Regions from separate parts of the Mus musculus genome. Here region 2 is linked to region 1. The links are chromatin loops, found by intact Hi-C in ENCODE. Cell type or tissue: gastrocnemius. All regions are shown on one strand. Each heading gives the region's core, and the rest is flanking DNA. Links, peaks and the distances in the headings are about the cores only.

The links. Hi-C counts contacts between places; a loop is a spot of excess contacts. Peaks named below come from ENCODE experiments on the same cell type or tissue, not always from the same donor. Only the 100,000 strongest peaks of a DNase experiment are listed, where the experiment ranks them.
Region 2: a loop joins it to region 1, with 1.9 times the contacts of the local background. A loop is called at or near these places in 1 of 42 quality-filtered maps.

Annotation. Positions count from the first base shown.
Region 1 is chr5:64,578,644-64,583,743 of GRCm38, forward strand. No RefSeq gene overlaps it. Among named protein-coding and RNA genes, the nearest start is that of Gm3716, 30 kb to the right of the region's middle. In gastrocnemius, for the core only: a CTCF peak has its summit at 3,005 (motif pointing right); DNase peaks (open chromatin) are centred at 1,342 and 2,985; H3K4me3 peaks cover 724 bases; H3K27ac peaks cover 2,491 bases.
Region 2 is chr5:64,737,146-64,742,245 of GRCm38, forward strand. It overlaps LOC105244755 (a long non-coding RNA gene), which reads right to left and starts at 4,792. Exons shown (of 4, transcript XR_868443.3): 1 at 4,429-4,792. In gastrocnemius, for the core only: no CTCF peak of the experiment used is centred there; a DNase peak (open chromatin) is centred at 2,522; H3K4me3 peaks cover 907 bases; H3K27ac peaks cover 1,425 bases.

The DNA.
Region 1 (5,100 bases), core at 759-4,758:
ATTGAGTTTACCGTTCCAGTATCCATGCAAAAGCGAGGTATGGCCGCACACATTTGGAATCCAAGCTCTGTTGAAGCAGAGACACCCAGAGATGGGGGTATCCTAGGGCTCGCTAGCCAGACAGCCTAGCTGGGTCAGGGAGCCCCAGGATCAGTGTGAGACCTTGTTTCAAAAAATAAGGTAGAGGGCAACTAAGGAAAGCCCCTGACATCAACCTTTGGCCTCCACACACTCCAGAATGAGTACACACACACACACACACACACACACACACAATTTTTTTTTTTGTTATTGTAGTTAATATCCCAGAAGGCGTCTTGAAACCATGGTGATAGTAACAGTTGCACAACTGTAATCCCTGCACTTGGGAGGCTGAGACAAGAGGATGCCAAGTTCAAAGCCAGCTGCTTCCATAGGGGGAATCTGTCTGATAACAAAACAACAACACACACACCACTACCACCACACACACACATACAGAGTTACTGGCTCATTTGATTGCTGTTACTGTTGCTGTTTGCACGCAGCATCTCTCCTGTGAGTGAGTGAGGTGAATCTGGACCCTGACCTGGCCACCCTTACTTTCAGAGCTCTGAGCAGGTCTGTAGCAGATCCCAATTTGCAAGGCTGGTGAAGGAACAGAGGGTAAGAAGTGATTCCTGCGTCTGCCCTTTGCCCCCTCCGAGGTCACATTGCTTAATGAATCTAGCTGAAAAAAAAAAAAAAACAGTTGAGTGTTGGGAGAGTCGCAGCATCCATGTGTCTTCATAAAGTACCTGTCTCTATACAACAGGCCACTTTCTTCTAATAAAAAGCTCATAAGACAGGCAACTGGACGTGTGGATCTCCAAGCTTACAGAATGAACTCGAACTTGAAAGAGATCCAGCCCATAACGACATTTATTATTTTTAGAGCATTACCTAGTCATTTTGATTAATTCTCTTAGAGTACTTTTCCCTCAAGCTCCCTAGGGGGAGGAGGGTGTGTTGGGGGGAGGGGGGAGGTCTAACGAGACTGTAAAAATACAAATTTAACCTCGGTGAGGAGTTGACATGTTTAGAACTGTAACATGGCAAATCATTGTGAAATCTTCTAATGGGTGCCCGTCCCCTGCCAAACAAGCCCAGCACCCAAAGCACACAAAGAAATCATTGAAAGACACTGGACCGTGTCCAAAAGGCCAGGGCTAATGTTTCACCTAATCTCCCTCCTGGTCTCTCCTGCCTACTGCCGGCCCCACCCACAGGATCCGCACTGGAGAGCTCCCCGCAGCTGCTCCGGGGCATTTACACCCTCTCACCCCACAGCAGCAGGAGGAAAACCATTATGAAGCCAGCAATATAAAAGGGGAAAGATGCGTGGAGGGGGGAGGTGGGAGCTGATGGAGGCAGCGCCTGTTTTCTGGCAGGGTTGCTATGCTTGGGGTGGGGCCAGGAAGAAGGCCCAAATGGGGCCAGAGGTGACCCTGGTTCACGTTTCCTAGGACACTGCAACTTAGGGTAGAAGTGCCTAGGAGCTGGTAACAACAGGGCTTGTTTTTTGTTTTGTTAAGTTCAATTTGTTTCCAACTCTTCTTATCTTGGCTCTGTCTTGGGCATCACAGACTCCAGAGCTTTGCAGGCACAGGGTGGGGTAGGGTGGGGCTGAGTCATTCTTTCTTTCTTTTCTCTTAAAGGGATAGGACTAGGGACGCCTCTTTGAATGCCTGTGGTTTGCTCAGATGTGATGGCAGTCCTTAGTAAAATACTCCGACCAGGCAAGAGTTCTTTTTTCTCTTTGAGGGAGGCTTTCACAGAGATGGCCACCAACAAATTCTAAGGGCAGAAAGGATGTTTGCTGGGAGGACTTTGGACCTGTAAGATAACCCTGATGTTAATCATTATTTCAGCTGGCCAGAGCTGGCCTTGAACTTCTGGACTTGCTAAGTTGAATATGAAGAAATAAATCCAGTCCGGTTGGTTGTAGTGGATGTTTTTAATTCCAGCACTCAGAGGCCGAGGCAGGCTGATCTCTGCAAATTCCAGGACAGCCAGAGCTACACAAAGAAACCCTGTCTTGAAAAGCCAAAAATAAAAAAAAAAATAAAATAAAATAAAATAAAGAAATAGATCCCTTTTAAAAATGAGCATTGATGTAAATGTGAACCTCAGGATTTGTCAAAATTTGTCTGGGAAAAGTATTATGCTTAATATAGGGGCTGTCCAGGTTTGGGAGTCACAGGCCCAGCTGGAATCTCAGCTCCATCATTTCCAGGCCTGTGGCTGTGGCCCATATCTACAGCCTCAGTTCCCCATCTCTAGTAAGGGCAGTGATAGCCTCTGGCTCCCCAAGAGTTCCTTCAGCTGCTCCGGCATCTCAACAGATGTGTATGGCTTGTGCACCCTCCTCCAATCCACAGAGGACATGTGCGCTTCAGCCAGCAAGGAACAAAGGAAAAAAAGTTCAGCCCCTTCCTTGCAGCTTTGTATGGATCGAGAAGTAGCTTCAAACACACAGGACCCAGACACCCTAAGGCTCTTTCTCTTGTTTACTTATTTTTTTATTTTATTTTTCCATTCCATAGCCCTCACTGTGTGATAAGCGCCTTCTGAGCGCTTGACAGAGGTTGACTCCGCCCACCTTTCACCAGTTGCCTATGAAATGCACAGTCTGGGGATTCTTGTTTTGCAGGGGAGGAAACAAACACAGCTTATGGTCCAGGGACATGGCACAAGGGTCTCACCAGTCAAGACTTGAACCCAGGCAACCTAAGCCCTTGTCTTTGTGGGGATTGTGGGCAACTGTTTATTTGGTGAGGGCAACCAAAGGTCTCTCTGTATGAGATACCCAGGCTAGCTCTGCACAGCCTAGAAAATATTATTACTGAAGTTGTCAAAGTCTTCACTGATAAACATTCATAGCCAGAACCTCGGACCAGAAGGACCAGATGAGGTCAGCGGAACAGAGAAGCTGGTTCCCAGCCCTGTGGCTCGCTGCCCATCGCTCCACTCCCACCAGGAGGCGGCTGCAGCCTCTTCTCTGGTCTCCCCCTCAGCCTTTTGGCTCAGTTGACTGTGAATTTGCTGATGGTTGCAGCCTGAGTAGGTGGAGGGTGGCGGGAAGGAGAAAACATCGAAGGAGTCAAGGATAAAGGAAACAACTGGTTTTTAAATTCCAGTGGTTATAAAATCAGTAGCTGGCCATGGCAGACATTGCAAAAGTGGCAGATTTCGATCCTGTTTCCCAGACTCTGTCTCCCCATCCACTTTCCAGCTAGGTATGGTCAGTCACAGGACCCAAATCAGGCCTTTTGTCCTTTCCCTCCACCCCACCCCACCTCCTAGCAGTCCTTCTTGTCCACTTCTTTCTTTGAATGTATGTGCAGTACTTGGTCATGCAGGGGTTAAAGACATATATAATAATAGGGGTGTAGGGATAAAAACGAAAATATGGCTAAGATCAAATGCAATGTGATAACAGGGGTGCAGGGATTCGATACAGATGTGATGACTGGGGTGCAGGGATTCGATACAGATGTGATGACTGGGGTGTAGGGATTCGATACAGATGTGATAACGGGTGCAGAAGCTGCCACATGTAAACCATGAAGGAAGAGCCAGGAAGCTCTCAGGCATCAGCTCTACAGTGCTGAGCTGTTGTGCCACGTGAGTTCAGAGTTTTGCTGTTTTCAGCTTAGGATGATCCTGTCATCAATACTCATAGAAAAGTCACGAGAAACAGGAAAAACAAGACGGGGGGGGGGGCGGGGGGGATATCACCTGTGATCCTATTACCCAGATGTTATTTCAAAATATATTTTTTCCATTTCCCCTCTTCTAATGTTTTTCAAAAATACAGAACAGAAGGTCCATTGGCAACTGACCCTTTTTTAGTGTGCTGTGGTCACTTTTCTGTATCAGTCACATCCATTACCCAGGTTTCTAAGAATTCTTTAACTCCAAGTATTAATAATAATCATTCAGTCATGTTTGTACATTCCTCTTTGTCTGATTATTTCCTTTGGATTACTAAAACTGCCATTACATGTTGGATTGCGTGTGTGTGTTTATGTATGTGTGTGTCCTCCCGTGTGCATATACTCAGCAGCTAGATCAGAGCATCTATCACTCTTCATCCTACAGCTCTCAGACAGGGTTTCTCCCTGGACCAGAAGCTCACCATATTAGCTAGACTTGGCTGGCCAGTGAGCTCTGGGGAATCTGCCCTTCTCTGCCCTTCAGCGCTGAGTTTACAGGCATGCACAGCTATGCGCAGCTTCTCTTGAGAGCACTGGGAATTTGAACTCAGGTCCTCATGTTTGCAGAGCAAGGGCTCTTGCCCACCAAGCCATCTCTCCAGCTCTAACAAAGTGTTACATATTAGGCTTTACATATTTAAGATAAAGCATCTTCCCGAAAGATCTCCTCAGACTTCTTCATGTCACTATCTACACTTTCAGTTGTCATCTTTGAAGAGATACTCATCAGCTCAATAATTAAAATCCCAGAGAAACTGACTTCATAACTGAACTACATAATTTGGCATTTCTCTATAATATGTGCCCTTTCCAACTCAACCAACTGCTCACCACGTGCTCACACCGGCTAGGTTAGCTTATGTTAGCTCTTAGCTTGTGTTAGCTCTTTCCATACGTGCAAACCACTATCTTTTTGTTATATATGAAAAGTGCATCTTTGCGAGGAGGGGATGAGGTAAGTAACTTGCCTAAGGTCACACAACTCGTTGGTGACCAGACTAGACTTTGTAATTAGATCTGCAGGACTCTAGAGCAGAGATGAAAGAGAAGGAGGAGGGAGGGACAGAAAGAGGGAAAGAGAGTCCTCAGCTGGAAGTGCTGTGAAGTTCTCTACGTTTCAGGTAACTTATCCAGGGACCAACAGCAAAGATTCTCACAAGGTAACTGAAGGATGCAGCTATGGAGTAGTTGAGGAGGGGACCATCCAAGTCCAGTCTGTTGTACGCTGCCAACAGATACTCATGGAGAAATTTTGTCTTCCTAGGCCTGGAGGGGCAGACTGAAGTTTACCGTTGAGAACCCGGTGAGATCTGTAGCCATGGAAATGCGGTGGCTACAGTCACAGCCCTTGCCAAACCCAGGC
Region 2 (5,100 bases), core at 557-4,556, 160 kb after region 1:
ATAAAAACATGTGCCCCCCCCCCCCAATTGGCTCACATATCTGAATGCCTAGTCAGCAGTATTTGAAAAGCTTAGGAGGTGCTGCCATGTTGAATTAGGTGTAGGCTTGTTGGAGGAAGTACTTGGGGGAAGAGGTGCTTTAAGGTTTAGGGGCCCAAGCCAGACCTAGCAGCTCTCTCTCTCTCTCTCTCTCTCTCTCTCTCTCTCTCTCTCTCTCTCTCTCTCTCTCTCTCTCTCTCTCTCTCTCTCTCTCTCTCTCCCTCTCCTCTCTGCTCTCTCTGTTGCCTGCAGATCTGGATGTAGAATAATCAACTCTGTCTCCAGTGGAGCTGGGGCCATCTTCCAGGTGGAAGGAGACACTGGTCTCCCAAAGACAGTCCTTTGATCTCCATCTGCATACCTGGCATATTCAAGCCCCCTCCCCAGCACACACACACACACACACACACACACATACACAGTGGGGAGGGTGGGTTTAAATCTTGACTACCAGAACATTCTGTCTATCCTATATATCTATCACTTGACCTATGATATAAATTTCTACCAAACAGGACTTTATTCATCTTTGAGCACAGCACCTAGCATAGTAGACGAGCACAAAAACACTCAATAAATGTTGAAGTGATGCACAGACGGAAGAAGAAATGACATGCTTCTGCTTGCAGAAGCCGGGACTCCTCCCCACAGTTCTCTCTGGCCTGATCTCCCTGTGATGCCTCCAAATTCCTCCTGAGCCTTGCAGGAAGAAGCCCAGAGCCTGGGCCACACAAATTGGCTTCTCTTCACCCAGAACAGTGCATGAGTTAACCATGTTAGCCCAAATGTTGCTCTCATTTTCTTCTCCAGATCTGGGTGAAACTGGCTTGCTGCCAGTGACCACGAGGAAAAACAAAAAACAAAAAAAGGATACCACCCCAGACCAACTTGTAGGGGTCAGTCCCCACCCTGCTCTGCTCAGAGGGCCCAGGGGAAGAAGGCTGCGTACCTTTGCCTCTTTCCAGCCTAGAATTCCACTCAGCAGGAAATCTTGCCAGCCCTCCGGCCCTCCCAGAGACTTCAAGTCTGGAAAATCCTTACAGCAAGCCACCATCCCCTCTTGCGCAGATCACCGGATCGTGTTTCTCGGCTCCCACCTTTGCCCTTAGGATTTATTTTTAAAGCAGTGGCCAGAATGTTTGTCTCACTTCTAAAGACATTCTAGAGGCTTCCCACCTCACCCACAAGGAAATTCAGACTTTGCAGTGACCCACAAGGCCCCCAGGTCTGCAGCAATGGGTTCCCATCAACTATATTTCCCGCCCCTGTCCCTTCACCCCACCCACCTTGTCTAGAGCAGCCTTCAGTGGGAAGCAAGACATGCTCCCCCTGGAGCCCCGTTTTCCTGAGAGACGCCACCAGCTGCCTCCTGGGTGTCCCTAATGTTTCTTTTTATTATGCATCAACTGCCGATACATTACATCACTTGCTCGTTTCAGTGTCTGCTTTCCTCCAACACAGATTACACATTCTGAGAAAGTGAAAGCCCATTCACTCTGTCCACTACTCAGTACAGGGTCTGGAATGGGACAAGCACCCATCAAGCACTAATGTGTTTTTGTAGAGCCAGAGGGTTGTAGGAGTTTGGAGGGATAAGAAATATCGATCAAAACGAGTCACGGAGCAGGCAGGGACGTGGCTCATGAACAAAGTGTTTGCTGTGTGTGCAAAGCTGGAAAACTGGGTTTCAGCTCCTCAGAACCCAGGTCAATGCAGATGGGCATGGGGGCCTGCCTAAGTATGATCTTAGCGTTTGGAAAGGGGAGAAAGGAACTTCGGGGCAAGCTTGCTAACTAGACTAGCCGTTTCAGCGAGCTCTGGGTTCAACTGTGAGACCCTCAGTGAATAAGGAGAAGAACAATGGAGATATCAATGCACGCACACACACACACACACACACACACACACAAAGTGATTAACAACTAGCCCCAACCTATGAGAGCACAGCACAGAGTAGGTGCTACTGGGAGGCACACAAGTAGTCCTAAGTGCAGGAAAGCAATCAGACCAACCAAATAACTGACTGTATTACTATCACCATCTCTGCACGTGCTATGGTACCTTATTTTCAAGTTTTACTATGGATTTATTTGCTAGAGCAAATTCAGATGTGAGCATCCAAACCCACATACGCTTCCTGCTCTCTTCCAAGTGGGAGGATTTCTTGCGGCCAGATCTGGTCTTACCATACAGCAAGTTTCCAGGATGTTGGAGTGACACCACCCACCCCTCTTCCACTCACACACCCTCAGAAGCCCACCCCCACCCCCACCGGAGTCCAGGAGAACATAAACTTATACAATTTACAATTCATTGACCTCTGAAAAACCGAGTCACGCCCCCCGAAAGAGAGCAGAGCACAAAAGCTTTCCCAAGCGGGATTCTTTGTTGACACTGGTCTCTGGTTACACCCCAGGCATGAAAAGGGAGGAAATTCTTCAAAGGCAGTGCTCCCCTACTTTTGTGTGTCTCTAGCAGGACCCCTTCCCCCCACTCTGTCCTCCCAGGAGGGAGGCACTGTCAGTTCAAAAGCCTCTGCAGAGGGAGGCACTTTCAGGTTACACCCTATATATAGCTAAAATACTTATAGGGCCTGTCTCGCGTTACTTGGCAAAGGTTTAAAGCCTTAAACAATTCCTGTCAAGTGTGCTGTGTTATGAGGCCTCTTTCCTGTCCAAAACCCTTCTCTGGCCCAGGCCCTGGGAGTCACCTTTCTTCTTCCGGCCACTCCTGGCTTGTCCTCTTTAAGCCTGCAAGAAACAGTCCTGTCACCCCCACCCCCACCCCCACCCCCACCCCCACCCCCGGGCCCAGGTCTGCCCTGGGCTGCAGGGCTAAGTATGCTGTTGATTTCTTGATAATGAGGCCTTTCTGCAGACTCAGCAGTATACTAGCCTGGGAGGCTCCGGCTTTCCTGGGTAAGAGTCAGAGAACAAATATAAGACACGAAGGAAACGCACCTCTGGCCGCCAGTAGTACAGTCTGCCCATCTAGCTGAGACTCTCTCCTGAATACAACTTTCCACACAGCTCTGTAAAGACAAGGGCACTAGGTCCCTTGGAACTGGAATTGTCAGACTCTGTATAGGTGCTAAGAGCTTAACCCGGTCCTCTGGAAGAGCAGCCAGTGCTCATAACAGCCGAATCTTTCTTTCTTTCTTTCTTTCTTTCTTTCTTTCTTTCTTTCTTTCTTTCTTTCTTTCTTTCTTTCTTTCTTCCTTCCTTCCTTCCTTCCTTCCTTCCTTCCTTTCTTCCTTTCTTCCTTTCTTCCTTTCTTCCTTTCTTCCTTCCTTCCTTCCTTCCTTCCTTTCTTCCTTTCTTCCTTCCTTCCTTCCTTCCTTTCCTTCCTTCCTTCCTTCCTTCCTTCCTTCCTTCCTTCCTTCCTTCCTTCCTTTCCTTCCTTCCTTCCTTCTCTCTCTCTCTCTCACTCTCTCTCTCTCTCCCTCTCTCTTTTCTTTCTTTCTTTCTTTCTTTTTAAGACAGAGTCTTGCTTTGTAGACCAGGCTAGCCTCAAACTCGCAACAGTCTTCCTTTCCCTGCCCCCAGACTGATGCGATTGCAGGTATATGCCGGCATGTCTTCATCAAATAACTTTCCTTCAGGAACCACAGTCACCTGGAGTGTGTGTACTGTGCAGGGGGCAGAACCCCAGAAGCCAAGATTGAGAAGGCTACTTCCAGAGGCCTGCATCACACAGACCACAGTCTAGGCCCTGAACACTAAATTTTTAAAAAGTTTTTATTACATTTTAGTTTTTGTCCAGGCCAAGTGTCTTTGGGGGCATGGTGGATGTATGATCAGAGAACAACTTGTGAACATGGTTTTCTCCTTCTACTGTGTGGGTCCCCAGGATTGAACTCTGGTAGTAAAACTTCTGCCACAACCACCTTTACACACTGAGCCATCTTGCTGGCCCAACCAAGCAATTTTACCGGCTGTTGTAAGGGTACAGGAGCTGAATGCCTGAGGAAAGCCGAAGGGGAGGGAAAAAAAAGTATATTTTTCATGCCACAGACAAGCACCATCCTCCATCTGATTAAATAATTCTCTGTTAAAGTGGGGGACACTGCACAAAAATGACTACAAGTGAAAATGAGGGAAACTCTGCTTCTGGAATTGGCATTTGTGTGTTTTTCCAAAGTGGGGGAAAAAATCCGCCTCATATCCTTTTGTTTGTCATGGCACCAGAAAAGGAGGAAAAGAGAATTCTGCTTCTTTCCAACTAAAATGCAAATGACAGGCCCCAGGCTTCCCATGGCTCTTAGAGCCCTCAGAGAAAGGGTGAATTGCCAGCACTGGGGGGAAGAGACACTTTTAAAGAGCTACAGAAGAAACTGCAGCATCCCAAGGCCCCCTCCTGCATCTCGATGAACACTGCCAGCATCCTTACCTGCAAGGCCTGGAGGTACCACAGTGCTGCTCACCCGTGAGAAGTTCTGGGGTGGGCACATGCCAAGGACACATCAAATCTCAGCTGAAGGAACACGGTTTAAAGTTGAAGTCCAAGCTTTACAGGAGCCTTCAGGTAGGAAAACAGAGTTGTGGCTGTTTTCTTCAGGAGTTGATTAAAATGCTGAACGCATGTTACTTTCTTCTTAAGGAGAACACTTCTAGATAGAGCTGGCTTTCCAGAAGTGACATTTGTGCCGGCTAGTCTAATGTCAGCACACACACAAACCACAGTTATCTGAAAGGAGAAAAAGTTGATTGAGACAATGGCTCCATAAGATCTGGCTGTGGTACATTTTTTTAGTTAGTGATCGACAGGAGAGGGCCCAGTCCATTGTGGGTGGTTCCACTCCTGGGCTGATGGTCCTGGCTCTATAAGAAAGCAGGCTGGGCAAGCCATAGGGAACAAGCCAGTAAGCAACATACCTCCATGGCCTCTGCATCAGCCCCTGCCTCCAGGTTCCTGCCCTGTTTGAGTTCTTGTCTTGACTTCCTTTGGTGATAGACAGCAATATGGAAGTGTAAGCTGGATCAACCCTTCCCCCACACCCTAGTTGCTTTTTGGTTACAGGGTTTCATTGCAGCAATAGAAACCCTAACTAAGACAACTTTC